2 separate regions of the Homo sapiens genome follow, and region 1 is linked to region 2. The links are chromatin contacts, found by Hi-C or POLR2A ChIA-PET in ENCODE. All regions are on one chromosome and are shown on one strand. The core of a region is the stretch at or near the end of the contact, and the rest is flanking DNA. Distances in the headings are between cores, read along the strand shown.

What was found. A loop is a pair of places that touch in the nucleus more often than their neighbours do. ChIA-PET counts read pairs that join two places held with the same protein, here RNA polymerase II (POLR2A). Pooled maps may share reads with other maps.
Region 1: a loop to region 2 is called in a pooled map, with 4 times the contacts of the local background. The contact joins the enhancer-like site here to the promoter of NLE1 in region 2. A Hi-C loop is called at or near these places in 6 of 50 pooled maps. POLR2A ChIA-PET finds 5 or more read pairs at or near these places in 2 of 52 experiments (Caco-2 and activated naive CD4-positive, alpha-beta T cell).

The regions. Positions count from the first base shown.
Region 1 is chr17:35,043,624-35,049,515 of GRCh38, reverse strand. The region is part of intron 1 of RFFL (ring finger and FYVE like domain containing E3 ubiquitin protein ligase); the gene reads left to right. All of the region lies in intron 5 of RAD51L3-RFFL (RAD51L3-RFFL readthrough), which reads left to right. Among named protein-coding and RNA genes, the nearest start is that of RFFL, 17 kb to the left of the region's middle. RefSeq lists enhancers at 2,463-2,592, 2,733-2,832, 2,893-2,942. Within about 2 kb of position 2,700, at least 11 of the 41 ENCODE cell types and tissues checked have a DNase peak (open chromatin) inside an H3K27ac peak, as active enhancers do.
Region 2 is chr17:35,140,787-35,146,402 of GRCh38, reverse strand. NLE1 (notchless homolog 1) reads left to right here and starts at 4,100. Exons shown (of 13, transcript NM_018096.5): 1 at 4,100-4,145; 2 at 4,281-4,424. The coding sequence starts at 4,128. RefSeq lists an enhancer at 3,792-4,669.

The DNA.
Region 1 (5,892 bases), core at 1,451-3,950, 95 kb after region 2:
TCCCATTTCCCATTGCTTCCTACTGTGAAATCTGCTCTATTGCATTCATTAGAGGACTGGATTGGTTATAGGATAACCATCTGCTCGAGTCATCTCAGGATCTTTGTAGATTATCACAACCACTTGAACCAGGTCCATTCTGCTGGTCTCATACTATAATATGGGACAGGTAAAGGTTTTGATAATGTGTTTGTGTGTGTGTGTGTGTGTGCATTCTGTACCCTTACCATATTGCAGAGAAAATCATCTGTCCTTCCACTTTGTAATTCCAGGAGCAAAAGGGTAAAGTAGCAGCATATCTCAGTGTGGATGGTCTAGTGACTGTGTGTGAAAGCAGTGAGAACAACATGCCTTTCTGCTATCAGCACAGGTGTCTTTTTTCTTGACTCTTATCAAAGGGTGGGAATATGAGGCATTTTGCATTTTGTTGTGGGATATAGGCAAATAGTAAAACCTTGAAGATAGGCTGAACACAGGTGTTCTTGGCAAGGAGAGAATATGGTGAAAATACAAAGGTTTTTGTGACACCAAGAGAACTAGAAATCACCATTCATTTCTGCTGCTTGGCGTAGATACTGGGTAGATCACATCCTCCTGGCAGGAGCAGAAAACATTTCAGAAAGTCAGCATAATTTTCAGATTGAGATCAAACATCAAACCAAGCTAAAGGTCTGTGGGAGGAAGGGGGTGCTTAGTCTGAATTCATCCTGGATTTATCACCAAATCCTATCTGACTTCAGTGCAGTGCAAGCAATTACAGTGCATCAGGTGGAGGCCGGAGGCATACGTTCATTCTTTGAATTTGGCAGAGAAGGGTTGAGGAGCTAAGGGAGAAATTCTAAACTGGCTGGACTGCAGGGTTGTGGGGAGTAACAAACTCATTAGCAATGGGGTGGAATTGGGAAGAGATTTAACAGCCTGGGGCTGCAAGGAGGATAAACCACTCTGACCACCTCTGAGAAGTTTTTCAAGGGATTATATAATTAAGAACTGGTGGAAGAACTGTAGTCATTTAATTCTTAGAGGAGTGGTTCAAAAACTAAACTGAACCTGATTAGAGGTATTGGCATACCTAAATTTTTATTTTTTTAATTAATTAATTAATTAATTTTTTGAGATGGAGTCTCGCTCTGTCGCCCAGGCTGGAGTGCAGTGGCGTGATCTCGGCTCACTGCAAGCTCCGCCTCCTTGGTTCACACCGTTCTCCTGTCTCAACCTCCCAAGCAGCTGGGACTACAGGTGCACACCGCCACTCCCGGCTAATTTTTTGTATTTTTAGTAGAGACGGGGTTTCACCGTGTTAGCCAGGATGGTCTTGATCTCCTGACCTCACGATCCGCCCACCTCGGCCTCCCAAAGTTCTGGGATTACAGGCATGAGCCACCGTGCCCGGCCCCTAAATTTTTAAAAAGCAGATAGATAGAGGAATAGAACTGATAAACGTCTTTTTAAAGAACCTTAATGGGCTGAGTGCAGTGGTTCACGCCTATAATCCCAGCACTGTGGAAGGCCAAGGTGAATGGATTGCTTGAGGTCAGGAGTTCGAGACCAGCCTGGCCAACGTGGTGAAACCCCGTCTCTACTAAAAATACAAAAATTAGCCGGGCATGGTGGTGGGCACCTGTAATCCCAGCTACTTGGGAGGCTGAGGTATGAGAATCGCTTGAGCCTGGGAGGCAGAGGCTGCAGTGAGCCAAGATCACGCCACTGCATTCCAGCCTGGGTGACAGAGGGAGACTCTGTATTTAAAAAAAAAAAAAAAAAGCTGGGCATGGTGGCTTGCGCTTGTAGTCCCAGCTAATCAGAAGGCTGAGGTTGGAGGATCACTTGAGCCCAGGAGGCAGAAGTTGCAGTGAGTGAGACCATGCCACTGCACTCCAGTCTGGGCAACAGAGGGAGACCCTGTCTGAAAACTAAGTAAAATAAAAAAGTTAAGAACCTTAATGGGCCTTTCTGTGTTAAAACAACAACAACAACAACAAAAACAACCTTAACAAAGTACTTTCTTTAAATTATTTACAGCCAATTTCTGTTGAACATCCATTATTTGCTGGGCTCTGGGTTAAATGCTTTGACATGCGTTATTTTAATCCTTTCAATTATCTTTTCAATGTAGCAGGTTTTAATTAAAGGAGTTAAATAACACCAGAATTCATTCTATACCATGGTACATTTGGCTGCAGTAATTTTCGTGCAGTCCACTTTGGAAAGGTAAATTGCATAATTTTGAGCCTAGATAGAATTCCTGTCTGGAAATGCCTTCTTTTCCCGGTGCATTGGAGTGCCAGAAACCCCTTCACCTAGTCCCTGCCTTCATTTAAAAAAAAATCCTGGTTACCCATTAGTCAGTCATTGTGATAATATCTTGTGAAAGCAGCTTCTTCAGTAGAAGGTCCAGAAGAGCTTATCTGGTAAATCCTCTTTCCTGCACCAGAGTAGTAGGGGGATCAGAGTCTCTTTATTCTTGATGAGCTTTGTCATCAGTTTCGATGGAAGAAGGATCCTGCTGTAATTAAACTGCAGGTCCATTTATTCTGTTTTCAGCGTTGTTAGAAGACTTTACTCTGAATTGCTTTGTTTCCTGATTGACTCACCCTTTGGGGCAGAATGCCTGGGTTGAAATGAAAGCGTAGGTTTCTCTGCTGCGGTGTTCAATCTGTCATCTCTCCTAAACTCCACACTAAGAAGCAGCCATTTAATTGGTCAGACCCCAGGGGTGATATTTTGGCACAGCTCCATTGGTTAGAATTACTTTTCCCTGAACTTCATAGCAGATGCTGAGGTCCCTCTGCAGATATTTGTCATAGAATAGTTGAAACCAGGGAGTTTCTGAGAACATTTATAACTTGTGATTATTATGTATGTCTTTCAGTTGTTAACAGTTACCGCTTAAGAAAAAGAGCTCACTTATTGCTAGTGGGAAGTGAAATCTCTCTCCTTTCCCCCTTATTCATATTATTATTTTAACAGTTTATGCTCCAAGACCCTCTGCTCTCTGGTTCCTGTATCATTTTGTTATGTTTCTCCTTCCACCTTGCTTGGGCTGTGCAAGTCGGGAAGAACAGGCAAAGGTACACCCAGACCTGGGTGTGTCTGGTAGAGGTCGGTTTCTTTGATTTCTAGCATGTCTTTATTTTACATCTGCATTTGTTGTTTTCATGTTTATTTGTATTTGCAGTTCCCATTGCAGCACCATTCCAATCCAAAACAACAGTGAAGGCATTGAAGCCTTCTGTGTCTTTTTAGGAAGAGATGGAAGTGACCGTCTTGTTCCTCTTCCAGGCTCTCCTTTTCTGGTTTTGTCCTTCTGTAATAACAATTTAAACCATTTTTCTTTTCTTTTGTTTTTCAAGTAATCTTAGCAGACAAAGAAATTCTCTTCAGTCTTTCGTTCAAGGTATTGCTGTGGTTATGTGTGTTTAAAATCCTTAATTTACTGATCATCCCGGAATCATAATTGTGCAGTTTCTGTCCTTTTTTTTTTTTTTTTTGAGACAGAGTCTCACTCTGTCAGCCAGGGTGGAGTGCAGTGTGCAATCTTGGCTCACCGCAACCTCCGCCTCCCAGGTTCAAGCGATACTCCTGCCTCAGCCTCCCGAGTAGCTGGGACTATGGGCATATACACCACCACGCCCAGCTAATTTTTTTATTTGTAGTACAGATGGGGTTTTGCCATGTTGGCCAGGCTGGTCTCAAACTCCTGACCTCAGGTGATCCGCCGGCTTCAGCCTCCCAAAGTGCTGCGATTACAGGCGTGAGCCACTGTGCCTCGCCAATTGTGCAATTTTAAGCATGAATTTCTGTCCTTTTTTTTTAAAAAGCGCTCTATTGCTGTTATCATTAGTTAATAATTCAACAAATATGTGTTGATTACCTGGCATTAAGGCTGAGAATAAAGCTGTGAAATAGACCTACTCTTGTTTCCTGTTTCACTTTCCACACCCTAAATATGGAAGAAAAATACTTTAAAAAGAATTATATAGGCCGGGCATGGTGGCTCATGCCTGTAATCCTAGAACTTTGGGAGGCTGAGGCGGGCAAATCACTTGAGGTCAGGAGTTCAAGACCAGCCTGGCCAACATAGTAAAACCCCATCTCTACTAAAAATACAAAAAATTAGCCAGGCATGGTGGCACGTGCCTGTAATCCCAGCTACTCAGGAGGCTGAAGCATGAGAATTGCTTGAACCTGGGAGGTGGAGGTTGCAGTGATCTGAGATCATGCTACTGCACTCTAGCCTGGACGACAGAGTGAGACTCTGTCTCAAAAAAAGAAAAAAAAAAGAATTATACAAACTGTTAGCCAGTTGATTAGATACAGTACTGCTAGAATGCTCTTTCCCCCAGAATGTAATCATTATGAGATTCAAGGACCTTGCCTGTTGTTGTTCCTCTTACGTTCTCCAGAGGTACAGGAGATTCATGCTAAATAGTCTGATAAATCAATTATGGTTATAAGGAAGTGTATAAGATTCTATGAGGCCAGGCATGGTGGCTCACACCTGTAATTCCAATCCTTTGGGAAGTTGAGGTGGGAGGATCACTTGAGCCTGGGAGATCGAGGCTGCAGTGAGCTGTGATCGCACCACTGTACTCCAGCCTGGGTGACAGAGTGAGACCCTGTCTCAAAAAAAAAAAAATGTTATGAGAGCACAGACAGGATCAGGAAAGGTTTCCCTGAGGAAATAAATGATATGTAAGGGAGGTGAGGTGGCAACAGTGCTCCAGGCTGAGAGAATAGCTGAATAGCTTGAGGGAGGGAGATTCCTAAAGCCAAAATAACCTTGGTGTTTGAAGAACTGAAAGAATAGGATAGAGTAAGGAGTAAGGCCCTGAGCACTAAGGATTTGCTTTCATTATTATTTACTAGTTACCCAGTGACAACACTTACTTTATTTTTTTTGAGATGGAGTCTCGCTCTGTCTCCCAGGCTGGACTGCAGTGGTGCAGTGTCGAGTCACTGCAACCTCCACCTCCCAGATAAGCGATTCTCCTGCCTCAGCCTCCGTGCAGCTGGGATTACAGGCACCTGTCACCATGCCTGGCTAATTTTTGTATTTTTAGTAGAGACAAGGTTTCACTGGGATTACAGGCGTGAGCCTGCCGCGCCTGGCTGACAACACTTATTAAAAGGAGGGTAGACCAGGTGCGCTGGCTCATTGCCTGTAATCCCAGCACTTTGGGAGGCCCAGGTAGGATTGCTTGAGGCTAGGAGTTCAAAGACCAGTCTGGGTAACATAGACCCTGTCTCTACAAAAAAAATAAAAATAAAAAATTAGCTGGGCAAGGTGGTGGGTATTTGCAGTTCTAGCTACTCAGGATGCTGAGGTGGGACGATCGCTCAAGGCTACAGTTTGCTATGATGGTGCCAATGCACTCCAGGCTGGGTGACAGAGACTTGTCTCAATAAATGAATCAATGAAATAGAGCATTAGTTGCAGTTGAGACAATTAAGTCAGAAAAATCTCAACTGGAGCAAAAGTAAGAAGAGAAACTGAAATACACCTTAAATATCAGTTAAAGGCTTTATCTTTAGAAGGTTGGGGGTCTGTATCACTGGTACCCTGAACTTGTAGAAACTAGAAATGCAGATGACTTATGGGATGTATAAATTAAAGTTCTGTAGTCCCAGGAATGGTTTTTCTATGTATTATACTTTTTACAAGGTGCTTAAGGTACTTTTTATTGAATCCTACAAAAATCAGACCATTTTAATTCTGATTTTTGTAGGATTATTGTGTTAAATAAGACAACAGATGCAAACATAACAACTAACTTGGCACATTTTAGGTGTTTTGTAATGTTTTTACTTTGTAATCTTCTGAGAAAGGACTTCAGGAACCCCAAGTTCTGAATAACTCCCCCAATTTTCCCCGTGTCTGCCATCTGAAAT
Region 2 (5,616 bases), core at 2,851-5,350:
AATAGATGGATGAATTCCCTGCCTTCATGTTATCACAAGCCCTGGGCCCTTTTGTGGGGCAAGCTCTCTGCAGCAATGAGGTAATAGGATAAAGGATCCTGACATTGGCAGAGACCTGCGGTTCTGTGACTTTAGGTCCAAGGGATCTTATATTCAAATGCTGATTCAGTAATTCATTCCACAAGCATTTCTTAAACATCTTTTTGTTGTTGTTGTTGTTGTTGTTTGAGACAGAGTCTTGCTCTGTTGCCCAGGCTGGAGTGCAGTGGCACGATCTCGGCTCACTGCAACCTCCACCTTCTGGGTTCAAGAGATTCTCCTGCCTCAGCCTCATGAGTAGCTGGGATTACAGACATCCACCACCATGCCTGGCTAATTTCTGTATTTTTAGTAGAGATGGAGTTTCACCATGTTGGCCAGGCTGATCTTGAACCCCTGACCTCGTGATCCACCTGCCTAGGCCTCTCAAAGTGCTGGGATTACAGGCGTGAGCCACCGCGCCTGGCCCACATTTCTTAAACATTTATTATGTGTGAGGAACTGTGAAGCATAGAACACTGGTGAGGACAAGGATTTGTGTCTATGTTGTTCCCTCACATATTCCAAGCGTTTGTAATGGTGTGGGGCACAGTGGCTGACACCTGTAATCCCAGCACTTTGGGAGGCCAAGGCAGGCGGATCACCTGAGGTCAGGAGTTCCAGACCAGCCTGGCCAACATGGCGAAACTCCATCTCTGCTAAAAACACAAAAGTTAGCCGGGCATGGTGGCGGGTGCCTGTAATCCCAGCTACTAAGGAGTCTGAGGCAGGAGAATCACTTGAACCCCAGAGGCAGAGGTTGCAGTGAGCCAAGATCATGCCACTGCACTCCAGCTTTGGTGACAGAGCAAGATTCCATCTCAAAAAAGAAGAAAAAATAAAAAGAAGGTGCTCAATGCTATTTGTTGAATGAATGAATGAATGAAATAATTCCATGGATCTGTGATTCTGTGATTTCTTTTTTTTGTTCGTTTGTTTGTTTTGGTTTTTTTTTTAATTGAGACAGGGTCTCGCTGTCACAAGTGGAAAGCAGTGGCATGATCACGGCTGACTGCAGCCTTGACCTCCCAGGTTCAAGCAATTCACCCATCTCAGCCTCCTGAGTAGCTGGGACTATAGGTGCATGCCACCTGGCTATTTTTTTTGTAGAGACATGATCTCACCATGTTGCCCAGTCTGGTCTCAAACTCCTGGGCTCAAGTGATACTCCCACCTCGGCCTCCCAAAGTGCTGAGATTACAGGTGTGAGCCACTGTGCCAGCTGGATCTGTGATTTCTAAATGTGAGGAATACCAGGATGTTTTGAAAACATACAACAGGGAAATATGACATCATATGACATCATTTCAAAGGTTTCCCTGCGTAAGTGATAAATGAGTTGATACACATAGAACTCCGACAACGTCTGGCAGAGAGTAGGCACTCAATACATTTATTGGATGAATGAATAAATATTCAAGGCAAGACCTGAAGAATGAGGAACTATTCCTGTATTAGTTGGCTCTGGCTACCATAACAAAATAGCACAGACAGGGAGGCTTCAACAACAGAAATTTATTTTCTCACAGCTCTGGAGTAGAGAAATCCAAGGTCAAGGTGCCATGAGGGTTGGTTTCTGGTGAGGCCTCTCTTCCTGGATGCAAACAGCCACCTTCTCACTGTGTCCTACTATGGCCTCATCTTTGTGTGTGCTCAGGGAGGCAGTGCGGGGGGCGGGGAGAGACAGAGAGAGAGTACTCTGGAGTCTCCTCATTTCACAAGGGCACCAGTTCTATCTGATTAGTGTCCTACCCATACAAACTCACTTATTAACCCTTCCTATGTCCTTTCAGGGCCCATCTCCAGGCCAGGCATGGTGGCTTACACCTGTAATCCCAGCACTTTGGAAGGCCTAAGACAGGAAGATCATTTGAGGCCAAGAGTTCGAGACCAGCTTAGGCAACAGAGTGACAGCCTTGTCTCTACAAAAATTTTTAAAAGTTAGCCGAGTGTCAGGTATAGTGGCACACACCTGTTGTCCTAGCTACTCAGAACACTAAGGTAAGAAGAGCACTTGAGCCTGGGAGTTTGAAGCTGTGTGAGCTATGATCACACTACTACACTCTAGTCTGGGCAACAGAGTGAGACCCTGTCTCTAAAAAAAAAAAAAAAAAACAATAATAATAATATATGCTATCTCCAAATACAGCCACATTCAGAGCTAGGGCTTCAATATATAAATTAGGGCAGAGGCGTCCAATCTTTTGGCTTCTCTGGGCCACAGTGGAAAAAGAATTGCCTTGGGCTACACATAAAATACACTAATGATAGCTGATGAGCTGAAAAAAAAAATCGAAAGAAAATCTCATAATGTTTTAAGAAAGCTTACGAATTTGTGTTGGGCTGCATTCAAAGCCATCCTGGGCTGCATGCAGCCTGTGGCCCAGGGGTTGGACAAGCTTGAATTAGGGGAAGGGCACAATTCACTCCATAACAGTTCCAGACAGAAAAAACTGCATGGGCAAAATCACTGATGCAGGAAGAGCCATGCCTTGTAAGAACTCAGAAAAAGCCAGCAAGATTTAACCTAAAGAGAGGGGTGGCTGGACATAGCAAGGCTGAATTGACCATTATAAGGAGTGTTCTTTTTTTCCTGCATGTAAGGGAGCCGTCGCAGGGTTTGAGGGTGAAGAGCAGCAGGCCAGATTTTTGGTCTGAAAAGATAACCCTGGCTGCATCGTGGAGAATGGGTAGAAAGAGGCAGGAATGGAAATGGGGGGGCTCATCGGGAGGCTGTTGTAGCGGTCCAGGCAGGTGATGATGGTGACTCTGACCAGAGTGAGGCAGTGGAGATGGGGAGAGCAGATTCAAGCTGTGTTCATGAGGATGACTTGGCAGAGCTTGAGACTGCCTGAGCAGTGGAGGGAGAGAGAGGAGAGTTGGCAAGGGAGATCCTTCGTTTCAGGCAAAAGAGCTCAAGTTCATTGCTGTCTGCTTCAGTTCCTCAGTAATATGGGGAGAAAAGGGTTGTAAGAATTAAATGAGTTATGTGGGAAAGCACTTAGAACAATTCCTGACTTGTTGATGTCATTATCACTATTATTGCTTTACAGCATTGATGATTGTAGAAATGATTTGCTTTTGTACTCGAGTATTATTGAGTTGATCCATTTTATTTATTTATTTATTTATTTATTTATTTATTTATTTATTTATTTATTGAGACAGAGTCTTGCTCTGTCATCCAGGCTGGAGTGCAGTGGTGAGAGCTCGGCTCACTGCAACCTCTGCCTCCCAGGTTCAAGAGAATCTACCACCTCAGCCTCTCCAGTAGCTATGACCACAGGCGCATGCCACCACGGCTGGTTAATTTTTTTGTATTTTTAGTAGAGACCTGGTTTCACCATGTTGGCCAGGCTGGTCTCGAACTCCTGGACTCAAGTGATCTGCTCGCCTGGGCCTTCCAAAGCGCTGGGATTACAGGTGTCAGCCACCACGCCCAGCCTTGACTTGATCCATTTTTAAAAGGATACTAATTTCTAGGCTAGGCGTGGTGGCTCACACCTGTAATCCCAGCACTTTGGGACACTGAGGCTGGGGAGTGGGGGACTTGCTGCTTGAGTTCAGGAGTTTGAGACCAGCCTGGGCAACATAGTGAGACCTCGTCTCTACAAAAAATGAGAAAAAAATAACCGGGCAGGGTGTCATGTGCCTGTAGTCCAGGCTACTCTGAGGCTGAGGTGGGAGGATCGCTGTGCCAGAAAGTTCGAGACTGCAGTGAGCCGTGGTGGCACCACTGCCCTCCAGTCTGGGCGACGGAGTGAAACTCTGTCTCAAAATGAAATTAAATTAAAATGGGGCAAGAATCCCTGTTGTGAAGAGTCAAAAGTTTACTGTGTCCTCTAAGACCCTGGCGAAAAATAAATGTGAAGGCTGTTGAGGGGCGGGAGGAGCACCAGGTAAGCCCATTTCTAATCCCTGAGGCCGTGCGCAGCGGGACGCTTCTCCTCCCCAACAGCAGAGGGCGATGTGGCCGGCGGCGACCCCGCCCGACCACGGAGACGGCGCTCTGTCTGCCGGGCTCTTTCTCCTCCACGTGGGGACGCAGGATGGCGGCAGCAGTGCCGGTGGGTGTGCGTGGATGGGGGCGGGGGGCGTCGCCGCGGGGCGCTAGGGCCCGGGTCCCTGAGGCCTGAGAGAGGCGAAGTGGGGCCCTTCTGGGCGGGCGACCAGACTGACTCCCGCCCCACTTGCTCGCGCAGGACGAGGCGGTGGCGCGCGATGTGCAGCGGTTGCTAGTGCAGTTCCAGGATGAGGGCGGGCAGCTGCTGGGTTCCCCGTTCGACGTGCCCGTGGACATCACCCCGGACAGGCTGCAGCTCGTGTGCAACGCGCTACTGGCCCAGGTAAGTGGCTGGCCAGGGCGGCCTCGCATCTCCACCCCCGGGCGGATGCGGTGGGGGAATCATATTACCGAGGGTCTGCGGTTCATGGTCCCCCGCTAACGGACTGTGGTGACCCACCTGGCGTGAGCTCCCACCTATGTCAGAGATGGAATCAGTGGCATAGCGCTTTACACGCCAACCAAAGGGGTCCACCTGCGGAGAGGGGCCTAGCTTTGAACGCACCGGATGCTGTATTTCATTGATTCTTTGTCACAGTCCCCCAGTCTGGGACACGTTAATATCCCCATTTTACAGCGTGGCCCGGAGGGACTCAGTATTTTGCACGATGCTATGTAGTAGGTAGCAGATTTGGAATTGGAACCCAAAACTATCCGAATACCCATGCTTTTATTTATTTATTTATTTACCTTTTTTTTTTTTTTTTTTGAGACGGAGTCTCACTTTGTCGCCAGGCTGGCAAGCTGGAGTGTAGTGGCGTGATCTCTGCTCACTGCAATCTCTGCCTCCCAGGTTCAAGCGATTCTCCTGCCTCAGCCTCCCGAGTAGCTGGGACTACAGGCGCGCGCCACCACACCCAGCTAATTTTTGTATTTTTAGTGGGGACTGGGTTTCACCACGTTGGCCAGGATGGTCTCGATCTCTTGACCTCGTGATCCTCCCGCCTTGGCCTCCAAAGTGCTGGGGATTACTGGCGTGAGCCACCGCACCCGGCCTTTGCTTTTAACCTTTAAGCCAGTGTGTTTACTGAAGAGCTGCCCTGGGGACAGGGGAGGTCCTTAAAATTGCAGTTCCTGGACCCCATCCCAGCCTTACTAAACCAAACTCTGGGATGAAGCAGAAAGTCTACATTTTTTAACAGGCGTTTTGGGAGCTTTTTACACAAATATAGTGTAGTGTGGTAGTTTGGGAAACACTGCATAATGCTATATGCTAATCCTATCTTGGACGTAAAGAACCTGAATTAATCATTGGCAATAGGACATTGAACTAATTACTTAGTTGTTCTGAGCCTCTGCTTTTGAAAACTGTCAGTGGGAATATTAGTATCTACTTCCCACGGTTGTTATGAGATGCAGATAAAGAATTTCAGGCCGGGTGCAGTGGCTTATGCCTGTAATCCCAGTACTTTGGGAGGCTGAGGTGGGCAGATCACTAGAGGTCAGGAGTTCGAGACCAGCTTAGCCAATATGGC